Linked DNA regions of Homo sapiens: all the other regions are linked to region 1. A link is a loop called in an ENCODE intact Hi-C map of the cell type or tissue named here. Cell type or tissue: PC-3. All regions are shown on one strand.

Region 1 (4,000 bases):
AACCCATTGTAGGTGCTGCTTCAATCAATATTTGATGAATAAAGGTGTGAACAGAGAGTAAAACAGGCAAGACCTCTGTGGGACTCGAAGGATGTGTGAGGTATGGACTGATTGTGACAGGGTGTGCAGCTTGTGCAAATGTCCAGAGGCAGGAATGGGGGAGATGCTCAGGCCCCAGGGGTTTCCAGGCTCAGAATCGCCCTGAAGGTCAAGATAGAGGGGACTGCCAAGAGTTTAAGGGCTGCCCCAGCATGATGATGGCTTGGACCACCTTCTCCCCCTCCTAGAGTTACTGGGAGGGTGAAACAGGACAGGAGGGTAAGGGTCTCCAGACAGCTCCTGACACGCAGAAAGGCCTCAGCTGCCATGATGATTATTGGTACTGTTTTTCTTTAGTTTGTTTGTTTTGTTTTGTTTTATTTTGTTTGTTTTTTTTTTGAGACGGAGTTTCGTTCTTGTTGCCCAGGCTGGAGTGCAATGCCGCGATCTCGGCTCACCGCAACCTCTGCCTCCCGAGTTCAAGCGATTCTCCTGACTCAGCCTCCCGAATAGCTGGGACTACAGGCATGTGCCACCGTGCCCGGCTAATTTTGTATTTTTAGTAGAGACGGGGTTTCTCCATGTTGGTCAGGCTGGTCTTGAACTCCCAACCTGAGGTGATCCACCCGCCTCAGCCTCCCAAAGTGCTGGGATTACAGGCATGAGCCACCTCACCCTGCCGATTATTGGCACTGTTAATAACCCAGACACCTGAAACTGCCCCTCAAGCTCCCACTAATGGCTTGACCTGGTCAGCAGGGCTCTCGCCGCACTGGGGCTGGGAGTAAACACCTGTTTACTCACCAGGCTAGGAGCTTCCCCGGCACAGGGACTGGATTCATCCGTGTTCCCAGTGCTCAGGACAGGGCCTGGCAGCATGGCTGTGTCTCCTGCATCAGACTTGGAATTCCCTAAGGGCTCTGTCTCCCCCATCAGACTAGGGGCTCAACTTTCTGTCTCGGCCTATCCCACCTAGTCCAGCCTGCTTTCCTGGGGAGGGCTCTGACCTAACATCCAATTCCAGTCGGAGCCTGGAAGTGAGAGTAGGCATATTCCGAGAACGGCCTGTGACTTTCTCAGGCTCCCCAGAAAGGCCCCAAGTCCTAGCCCCGGGGAAACCCCAGGCGGGGCCAGGACACCAGAAGTGACACCTAGCACCTGACTCCTCCAGACTGGAGCAGCGGGTCCTGCTGGCTGTGGTGTTCCAGTCCCAGCTGTGCTCCTAACTGGCCTTGGTTCCTTTCCTGGGGTTCAGTCTCCGCATCTGTACAATGGGGGTCAGGACCACGTGTTGTCTGACTTCAGGAGCCTGGCTAGGCTATACAGAGACTTTGTGCAAAATTGTAAAAGGCCTTCCCTCTGGGTAGATGCACCCTGTGAGTGCACAGCTTAGAGGAAGTGACACCTTTGTGCTAGGAAAAAACCTCCCTGTCCTGGGGCAGACACAGAGCTCTACACAACGGTAGAGCTCAGGGCTTTGGGACCAGAGCACGGGCAGGTTTTGGTCCCCTCCCACTCAGCCAGGCTCCTCTGTGCAGGGTGCAGCATGCACCACCCAGAGCCATGGCTGGGGCTGAGTTACCAGCAGGGTACTTTCTGGGTCAGCAGACGGCGGGAGGAAGGAAAAGGAAAGCAACAGAGAATGATGCTGTCTCAGGCTGCCCCCTGATGGCCAGCGGCTGCCTCACACTCACAGCTCTGGAAAAGCAACAGTTCTAGCAGGGGGGCTTCCTTCTACCTGCAGAGATCCTGAGATCTAGGAATTGGAGTACCAGCCCTCTGAACCTTGAGGAAGGGACCCTGTCACATAGCAGCCACCATGGGCCAGGACAGGGCCGGGCATTTTAGAGATGAACTCAGGGCGCCTCTTTTTTTTTTTTTTTTTTTTTTTTTTGAGACAGAGTCCCTCTCTGTCACCCAGGCTGGAGTGCAGTGGCGTGATCTTGGCTCACTGCAACCTCCGCCTCCTGGGTTCAAGCGATTCTCTTGTCTCAGCCCCCAGAGTAGCTGGGATTACAGGTGCATGTCACCACGCTGGCTTTTTTTTTTTTTTTTTTTTTTTTTTTTTGTATCTTTAGTAGAGACTGAGTTTTCCCATGTTGGCCAGGCTGGTCTCGAACTCCTGACCTCAGGTGATCCACCCGCCTCGGCCTCCTAAAGTGCTGGGATTACAGGCATGAGCCACCGTGCCCAGCCCAGAACACCTCTTTACCCATCAGACTGAAAGCTCCCAGGGAGGGGGCTGGTCTCACCTCAGTGTCCCCATGCCCAGCACAGTTGCCGTGTCTCTTCTGTCAGACTTGGAGCTCCCTGAGGGCTCTGTCTCCCCCATCAGACTGAGAGTTTACCCTTCTCTCTCTTTCCCTAGTCCAGCTGGTTGCCTGGGGGTGAGGCAGGGAGATGACCTGACACCCAACTCCAGCCAGCAGCCCCCAGTCCTGAGCCTGGAGCTGAAAGTGGGCCCATTCTGAGGTCAGCCTGTGGCCTTCTTTCTCAGCCTCCACCAAAAGGCCCCAAGTCCTGGCCCCTGGAACCCCCCAGGCAGGGCCAAACCTCCAGAGAAAGCAGGGAATTCTCCTGGAAACTCATGTGCACCTCCATCTCACCGAGAATGAATGGAGGGGGGATTTGGTTCACAGATGAGGAAACAAGAGATGTGCTTTGGACAAAGACCAGATTCCACTGTGAGGCCCTGCAGGAGCTGCCACCTCTATCCTCCTCCCAGGACCTGGTCCCTCCCTCCCACCTCCGGACCGTGGCCATGGCCTAGCCTCTCTGCCCAGCCCCTCTGCCTTGGAGGCCCTCCCCTCTCTCTACCTAGCTAAATCCCACCCATCCATCAGCTGTGGGCTCTGTCATTGTCATTTCTCTGGATGTGCCTTTCATGCCTGGGACCAGATGAAGTCCTCTTCTTCACTCTCAAGGGCTCCTTTCTGAGCGCTTCCAGGGCCGTGATTCTAAATGTATCTGGGTCATTATTGAATTAACACCTGCCTCCCCCACCAGAACCATAAGCTCCAATGAGCGGGGCCCTTGTCCGTCTCATTCATGTCGTAATCTCGGCACAGACTGCGCTTGTCACACAGCAGGTGCTCAGTGAGCAATTGCTGGATGAATGAAAGGTTGAATCAGTCCTGGCTGATTGAACCAGTCCCACGTTCTAGATATGGGACCTTGGGCAAGTCTCACTTTCTCGCATTCATTCAGCAAATACTTATTGAGCATGGATCTACTGCATGTTGGTTTTGGCACAGGATTCAAACCCAGATCTGACTGGCTTCTGATGCTGTTCTCTTTCTGCTTTTCAAGCTCTGCCCTTCTTGCGATGTTTGGGGCCTGGGGAAGGGGTCCAGCCCCACCCTCTCCCACTGGTCCCTGGATGTCATATATGCCAGTCTGCTGTGGCCCCCTGCCTCCAAACATTTGTGCACACAGAGCCTTCTACCACCAACAGCCCACTCGACCTTCAAAATCCGCTTCTAGGGTCACGATCGCCTGAAAGCCATCCCCATAGCCCTTGGCAGAAGTGACTCTCCTGTCACACACTTGGCTGGCATGGAGATGCAGCACTGTCCACCCTGACCCTGCGCTATTTATGCACGTGGCTCCTGCAGCGTCCCCGCCCCACCCCCAGGGCTGCCAGGGCAGGGCCTGGTCTGATTCATCGCTGTAATGGTTGGCCTTGATTAATCTTTCTCTGATCAAACCCTGCAGCAGCTCCTCTTCACGCTCCAGTGCCCAGCCAATCAGGGCCAGGCACTCAGGGCTGATGCATGCTCGGAGCAAGGCCACCGGAGTGGGGGTTCTGCCTGGATCCCCGAAATCATGGCAAGAGAATGGGCTGCTAGGTGTGAAGGGCACAGCCTGGACACTCTCTCCTCTCCACTCTAGCCCAGCAGCGGCATGGCAAAGAGGGCCCTGGGGGCGGGCAGTGGAAGGTCACAGGGCAGATGGGCTATGG
Region 2 (4,000 bases), 110 kb before region 1:
CTGGCAGTCAGGGTGGGCTTCCTGGAGGTGGTGCCACTGAAGCTGCATCCTGAGAGCTGAAATGGAGGTGACAGGAGGGGGACAGTGCAGAGCCGAGTGGCCACTCTGGGATTCCTTGTTGATCCATGTGGTGACCTGTTTTCTGTTGTCTCCCCCACTGGACCGTGAAATCCATGAAGAAAGGGCCTCTGGCTGTCTTCCCAGTGCTGTGGCCTCATTGCCAACTGCCATGCCTGGAACCCAGGAGCAGCTCAGTGAATATTTGTTGCTGGGTCTGAGCCCGGCTCTGCATGAACCCTGAGCCCGAGCTCATAATTGCCCCTCAGACCCGCTCTGCTTCCAAGTCCCACCCCAGCTCTCTTCCCTCATTTGAGCTACTTGGTGCCAGTATGGTGGGGTGGAGGGTCTGGATGCCCTCGGGCTGTGGGCGGGGCTGCCCCATCTGGGCTGAGACTGCCCTGGACACCAGGAGACCCACTGGGCCGCTCTTTTTTTTTTTTTTTTTAGATGAAGTCTCACTCTGTCGCCCAGACTAGAGTGCAGTGGCACCATTCTGGGTCACTGCAACCTCTGCCTCCTGGGTTCAAGCGATTCTCCTGCCTCAGCCTCCTGAGTAGCTGGGATTACAGGCGCCCACCACAGCGCCCAGCTAAGTTTTATATTTTTAGTAGACACGGAGTTTCACCATGTTGGTCAGGCTGGTCTCGAACTTCTGACCTCAAGTGATCTGCCCCCCTCAGCCTCCCAGAGTGCTAAGATTACAGGTGTGAACCACTGCGCCTGGCCTCGCTTGGCCACTCTTGTCACCCTGACCGGGATTTGAACCTGGGTTTGCTCTCACTTCCTGTCCCCAAGTGTGCCTTCCCCTTCCCAGGATCCCACTCTCCCGGCGTTTGTCTCCCCCCAGATTGTATTTCTGATGCTACTGGGAGAAAGAACTAAAATAAATGGGCTGACGTTGTAGCAGGAGGGACTCTGGTGGGACTTAAGGCAGAGTTTGCCAACTGTGGGAACTGTCTCAGACACCTGGGCGAGTGGAGGGAGTGAAGCTGGGGAATTTCTTCCCCTGAGCAGCGTGAAGAACAGGATGAACAGTCATCTGCTTGGGTGGGGCACAGCGGGGTGGAGAGGATGACCTTTGGAAGCCACTCTCAAGCTCTTGGCTCATGAGCTGCCCTGAGGGTTGGGAGCTGGTCAGGAAGGAGGAAGGGGTAAGCTATTGGGTCTAGCGTTTCGGCTGCTGGAAGGGTGTGGGAGGAGAAGAGGGGCACTGAAGGAGGCAGAAACCAGGCCTGCTTTACTTAAATGAGGCAATAGGATTTGGGGGATTGGAAGGTTCCTTAGAGTTTCCAAAGCAGGGTGTGGGAAAGTCCAGCACCGGGTTTGGAGGCAGGTGGACCTGGCTTGAGTCTTGCTTTAACTTATAAGCCACGATGCTCTAGGCAAGCTGCTTCCCCTCTCTGAGCCTCAGTTTCCTCATCTGGTAAACGGGCATGATAATGCAGCTACAAGAAGGTGATGCCTTGGAAAAGGACTTCGAAAAAGCCCTATGCAAAGGGGAGTTGATCTCCCAGGACAGACTGGCCAAGGATTAGTATATAACGACAGCCATGTTATTCTCTCCAACCCAAGTGCCAGGTGTTAGGTCTTTTAATAGCCACCTAAATTCCAGAAGGGTATATTTTGGAGGCCAATTTAGTTCAATAGATGGTTTGTTGTTGTTGTTGTTGTTTGTTTTGTTTTTGACAGAGTCTCATTCTGTCGCCCAGGCTGGAGTGCAGTGGTGTGATCTAGGCTCACTGCAATCTCCACCTCCTGGGTTCAAGCGATTCTCAAGTCTCGGCCTCCTGAGTAGCTGGAATTACAGGCATGTGCCAACATGCTTGGCTATTTTTTGTATTTTTAGTGGAGGTGGGGTTTCACCATTTGCCCGGGCTGGTCTCAAACTCCTGAGCTCAAGCAGTCCTCCTACCTCGGCCTCCCAAAGTGCTGGTGTTACAGGCATGAGTCACCACGCCCGGCCAGGTGTTAGGTCTTTTAATCCTTATAACAACCCTATTTTTGTCACCCCGTTCCACAGATGAGGAGTCTGAGGCTCAAGGAAGTGACATGACTTGCCCAAGGTCACATAATCAGTTGGAACTTGACTAGGGACTTACATTCCCATCTGATTTCAGTCCAGAACCCTGCACTCTGTTTGGTGCAGCCTATGATTGACGGAGAAGGTACTTGGCAAACCATAAAGCAATGAATATCATCATCATCGTCATCGCCATCATCGTCATCATCATGAGTAGCAGCAACAGCATTTTATTTTTTTAGGGCAATTGCGGTTCTACAACGGCAGTAATGGGAGCAGCATCCTTCCCAGCCCAGCCACCAGAGGGCGGCAGAGCCCAGGGCTGGGATAGCGGGGTCCTCCGAGCGCAGCCTGCTCATTGCCCACATTCCTGTGGGTTGAGTCCTCCTGAGGCTTGGCTGTGTCTGTGGGGCAGGGGTAGGGAGTAGGGGCAGGGGCAGTGGGCTGGGTAGAGGGAAGGGAGGGCATAGAGCCCTGGAGACAGGAGCACATGGCCAGTCCTGGCCTCAGCTGTGAGGGTTCCTAAGTCTGAAACATGCTCAGAGGCTCCAGAGACCACCCCCTTGGTCCTATGATGTCCCAGTCCTTCATGTCAAGTTCTTCTTCTTCTTTTTATTTTTCTTATATAAAAATATGAATCACAGAAATAGTTAGTGGTTGTATTTACAATTTGAACTTCATTATCACATGGCACAGTAACTCACATAATGTATCCATTCTTTATATTGGTGTAATTTTTTTTATACTTTAATTTCTGGGATACATGTGTTGAACATGGAGGTTTGTTACATAGGTATACACGTGCCATGGTGGTTTGCTGCACCCATCAACCCGCTATTTACATTAGGTATTTCTCCTAATGCTATCCCTTCCCTAGCCCCCCATGCCTCCCTTTTTTTTTTTTTTTTTTTAAGAGTCTCGCTCTGTCACCCAGGCTGGAGTGCAGTGGCACAATCTCAGCTCACTGCAACTTCCGCCTCCCAGGCTCAAGCGATTCTCTTTCCTCAGCCTCCTGAGTAGCTGGGATTACAGGCATGCACCACCATGCCAGGCTAATTTTTGTATTTTTAGCAGAGATGGGTTTTTGCCATGTTGGCCAGGCTGGTCTCGTACTCCTGACCTCAGGTGATCTACCCACCTCGGCATTCCAAAGTGCTGGGATTACAGGCGTGAGCCACTGCCCCGGATATGCCAAGTTCTTGACTGAATAAGGGGACAATAAAAATCACCGCCACTGTGCACTGAGTGTTGTTTACCACTCCATTGGCACCAATTATGCCCTTTAATCCTTGTAACTCTGCTAGGAGCAGGTTCTGTTCAACTCAGCCAAACTTTACTAAGAAGGAAAGGGAAGCTCAGAGAGGAGAAGTGACTTGCCTGAAGTCACACAGCAAGTAAAAGGCAGAGCTTCTTTGAAACCAGACCCACCAGACCTAGGCCTACTCCCCGAAGCCCTTGACTATCACAACTTCCCCGACCCTAGCTCTGCAGCGATTCCAGCTCAAAGTGTAAGCATGTTCCCCAGCCCCCAGGATTCTCACAACAGCTTGAGAGGCTGGAAGTGAAGACACGGAGGATGTGCCAGTGCTGTACCCGAGCCCACTCAGACGGGCTCTCAGGAGGAGCTCTGCCCAGGCCGGGCACAGTGGCTCACACCTGTCATCCCAGCACTTTGGGAGGCTGAGGCAGAAGGATCACTTGAGCTCAGGAGTTTGAGACTAGCCTGGGCAACATAGTGAGACATCATCTCTAAAAAAATTTTTTTTGACAGGGTATGGTGGCTCATGCCTGTAATCCCAGCACTTTGGCAGGCCGAGGCGGGCAGATCATGAGGTCAGGAGATCAAGACCATCCTGGCTAACAAGGTGAAACTCTGTCTCTACTAAAAATACAAAAAGTTAGCTGGGCGTGGTGGTGGGC
Region 3 (4,000 bases), 280 kb before region 1:
CAACATGGTGAAACCCCATCTCTACTAAAGATACAAAAATTAGCCGGATGTGGTGGCAAGCACCTGTAATCCCAGCTACTTGGGAAGCTGAGGCAGGAGAGTTGCTTGAACCCAGGAGGCAGAGGTTGCAGTGAGCCAAGATTGCGCCATTGCACTCCAGCCTGGGCAACAAAGCGAGACTCTGTCTCAAAAAAAAAAAAAAAGGCAGGGAGATAAGCAAACACCATGTGTTTATATTCTTACTGACATGTTCCTGTTTTTCTCTCAGTTTTAAATACATGTCATTCAGTAGTGTTGCATTTGGCTGCTATAACCAAGTTATCTGACTTGGAATGTGTTTTTTCTTGTATTTTTAGTATGCCATTAATCTTTCTGAAGTAAAACCTTCCTGCTGTGAAATTTCATAATTTGTATTCTTTTTTTTTTTTTTTTAGACATAGTCTCACTGTCGCCCAGGCTGGAGTGCAGTGGCGCAATCTTGGCTCATTGCAGCCTCTGCCTCCTGGGTTCATGTGATTCTCCTGCCTCAGCCTCCCGAGTAGCTGAGACTATAGGTGCTTGCCACTATGCCCAGCTAATTTTTGTATTTTTAGTAGAGGCCAGGTTTCACCATGTTGGCCAGACTGGTCTGGAACCCCTAACCTCAGATGATCTGCCTGCCTCAATCTCCCAAAGTGTTGGGATTACAGGTGTGAACCACTCTGCCCGTCCTGTTATTTGTATTCTTAATGATTATCATCATAAACTGCAACCATGTGTTAAATGTTACTGGTCTTTATTTAGAAGCTTAAGTGATATGCTTACTAATTCTCTGGTTTCACAACTTCCTGACTCTGAAATATTGTTCATTTCCAGGGTCTGTCCTCAGTCCACTGTTCTTACCTAGATGTTCATGGTATAAGCCACCCACTGTATGCTGAAGACTGCCAAAGTTGACTTCTAGCTGTGAACTGACCTGGTGTTTCTGATTCTGATTTTTACAGCTAGGCTTCTTATTGCCATCTCCACATGGATATTCCACTAGCAGCTTTTAAGTCTCTAAAACTCAAGTAATTCTCGGCCGAGCGCAGTGGCTCACGCCTGTAATCCCAGCACTTTGGGAGGCCAAGGCAGGCGGATCACGAGGTCAGGAGTTCGTAGACCAGCCCGACCAACATGGTGAAACCCCGTCTCTACTAAAAATACAAAAATTAGCCAGGCGTGGTGGCGCATGCCTGTAATCCCAGCTACTCAGGAGGCAGAGGCAGGAGAATCGCTTGAACCCGGGAGGTGGAGGTTCCAGTGAGCCGAGATCATGCCACTGCACTCCAGCCTGGGTGACAGTGAGATTCCATCTCAAAAAACAAACAAACAAACAAAAACCAAAAAAAAAAACCACACAAAAACTCAGTAATTCTGTTGAGTTCACCAATTTCATGGATTTTTGGCTTATTCACTCTGTGAGATTATATTTACTTGGAATACATTCTACTGTGAACCCATTCGTTGAAGTAAATTATCCTGACTGAGTCTTGGCAACAGCAAAGTGGTTGAAACTGTCAGACGGGGCTGGGCGCGGTGGCTCACGCCTGTAAATCCCAGCACTTTGGGAGGCCAAGGCGGGCAGATCACGAGGTCAGGAGATTGAGACCATCCTGGCTAACACGGTGAAACCCCGTCTCTACTAAAAATACAAAAAAAAAAAAAAATTAGCCGTGTGTGGTGGTGGGCGCCTGTAGTCCCAGCTACTCGGGAGGCTGAGGCAGGAGAATGGTGTGAACCTGGGAGGCAGAGCTTGCAGTGAGCCGAGATCGCACCACTGCACTCCAGCCTGGGCGACAGAGCAAGAGTCCGTCTAAAAAAAAAAAAAGTATACAGAAACTGTCAGACATAACCTCGTTCTGGAGCAATAGTTTTTCCTAAATGCAAGTGACTCCTATATTTAAGCTTTGTCGTTATGCCATATTACCAGCAGAGGGAGATGGTTTCTTACAATTTAGCATATTGGGCAACGACCCTTAACAAAAGCATTAGTTGTGCATTTCTGGGACTGCATTTTCAAGGAGACAAGAAAGATGGAGACCTTGGAAATCATCTGAAAATGCTGCAAATGAAATAGTTTTTGTTCCACAAAATGGGTAACCAGGAGGTCAGTCTTAGTTAATCACATAGACCCCTTGTGACCTTGGGCAAGTCTCTTCTCTCTCAGTCTGATTCCTCATCTGTAAAATCAGGGATGGAACCAAATTAGCTCTAAAATTGAAAAAGTAGTGGCAGTTTCTTCTTCCAGGGATAAGCCCAAAAAGTTGAGGCAGTGGCGGCCTGGCACCGTGACTCACGCCTGTAATCCCAGCACTTTGAGAGGCCGAGGCAGGTGGAAGATGAGGTCAAAAGATCAAGACCATCCTGAACGTGGTGAAACCCCTTCTCTACTAAAAATTCAAAAATTAGCTGGGCGTGATGGCACGCGCCTGTAGTCTCAGCTACTAGGGAGGCTGAGGCAGGAGAATCGCTTGAACCTGGGAGGCGGAGGTTGCAGTGAGCTGAGATCATGCCATTGCACTCCACCCTGGCCGATAGGGTGAGACTTTGTCTCAAAAAAAAAAAAAAAGTTGAGGCACACAATACACAGGTATTGTCAGAGGCCCTAAAGCATGAGTCTTTCTCTCTCTCTCTCACTCTTTCTGCTCTCACTCGGTCACCAGGCTGGAGTACAGTGGCACAATCATGGCTCACTGCAACCTCCACCTTCCAAGCACAAGTGACCCTCCTGCTTCAGCCTCCTGAGTACTGAGTAGCTGGGACTATAGGTGTGTGCCACCACACCCAGCTAAGTTTTTGCATTTTTTTTTTTTTTTTGGAGATGGAGATTCTCTCTTGTCACCCAGGTTGGAGTGCAATGGCGTGATCTTGGCTCACTGTATCCTCCGGATTCAAGCGATTCTCCTGCCTCAGCCTTCTGAGTAGCTGAGATTAGAGGCCTGGGCCACCATACCCAGCTAATTTTTTTTTTTTGACAGAATCTTGCTTTGTTGCCCAGGCTGGAGTGCAATGGTGTGATCTCGGCTCACCACAAGCTCTGCCTCCCGGGTTCAAGCGATTCTCCTGCCTCAGCTTCCCAAGTAGCTAGGATTACAGGCGCCTGCCACCAAGCCTGGCTAATTTTTGTATTTTTAGTAGAGACCGGGTATCACCATGCTGGCCAGGCTGGTCTCAAATTCCTAACCTCAGGTGATCCACCCGCCTCGGCCTCCCGAAGTGCTGGGATTACAGGTTTGAGCCACCGTGCCCAGCCCGGTGTATTGTATTATTAGTGGAGACAGTTTCTCCATCTTGGCCAGGCTGGTCTCAAACTCCTGACCTCAGGTGACTTTTTTTTTTCCTGAGACAGAGAGTCCACTTTTTTTTTTTTTTTTTTTTTGAGACGGTGTCTTGTCTTGCTCTGTTGCCCACGCTGGAGTGCAATGGCGTGATCTCAGCTCACTGCAACCTCTGCCTCCCAGGTTCAAGCAATTCTTCTGCCTCAGCCTCCTGAGTAGCTGGGACTACAGGCACGTGCCACCACGCCTGGCTAATTTTTGTATTTTTAGTAAAGACGGGATTTCACCATATTGGCCAGGCTGGTCTCAAAGTCCTGACCTTGTGATCTGCCCGCGTCAGCCTCCCAAAGTGCTAGGATTACAGCCATGAGCCACTGCGCCCAGCTTTTTTTTTTTTTTTTTTTTTTTTGACAAATTTTCGCTCTTGTTGCCCAGGTTGGAGTGCAATGGCATGATCTCAGCTCACCACAACCTCCGCCTCGCGGGTTCAAGCGATTCTCCTGCCTCAGCCTCCCGAGTAGCTGGGATTACAGGCATGCGCCACCATACCCGGCTAATTTTGTATTTTTAGTAGAAATGGAGTTTCTCCATGTTGGTCAGGCTGGTCTCGAACTCCCGACCTCAGGTGATCTGCCCGCCTCGGCCTCCCAAAGTGCTGGGATTACAGGCGTGAGCCACCTCGCCCGGCCGAGATAACTTTC

The links. Hi-C counts contacts between places; a loop is a spot of excess contacts. Peaks named below come from ENCODE experiments on the same cell type or tissue, not always from the same donor. Only the 100,000 strongest peaks of a DNase experiment are listed, where the experiment ranks them.
Region 2: a loop joins it to region 1, with 10 times the contacts of the local background. A loop is called at or near these places in 109 of 110 quality-filtered maps.
Region 3: a loop joins it to region 1, with 11 times the contacts of the local background. A loop is called at or near these places in 85 of 110 quality-filtered maps.

What each region holds. Positions count from the first base shown.
Region 1 is chr1:16,076,758-16,080,757 of GRCh38, reverse strand. No RefSeq gene overlaps it. Among named protein-coding and RNA genes, the nearest start is that of FAM131C, 5.1 kb to the right of the region's middle. In PC-3, a CTCF peak has its summit at 1,714 (motif pointing left); DNase peaks (open chromatin) are centred at 1,667 and 3,707; H3K27ac peaks cover 2,249 bases.
Region 2 is chr1:16,186,314-16,190,313 of GRCh38, reverse strand. No RefSeq gene overlaps it. Among named protein-coding and RNA genes, the nearest start is that of ARHGEF19, 24 kb to the left of the region's middle. In PC-3, a CTCF peak has its summit at 2,381 (motif pointing right); DNase peaks (open chromatin) are centred at 1,123 and 2,363; H3K27ac peaks cover 3,704 bases.
Region 3 is chr1:16,361,500-16,365,499 of GRCh38, reverse strand. No RefSeq gene overlaps it. Among named protein-coding and RNA genes, the nearest start is that of SZRD1, 3.7 kb to the left of the region's middle. RefSeq lists enhancers at 1,772-1,921, 1,992-2,041. In PC-3, a CTCF peak has its summit at 1,955 (motif pointing right); a DNase peak (open chromatin) is centred at 1,969; H3K4me3 peaks cover 251 bases.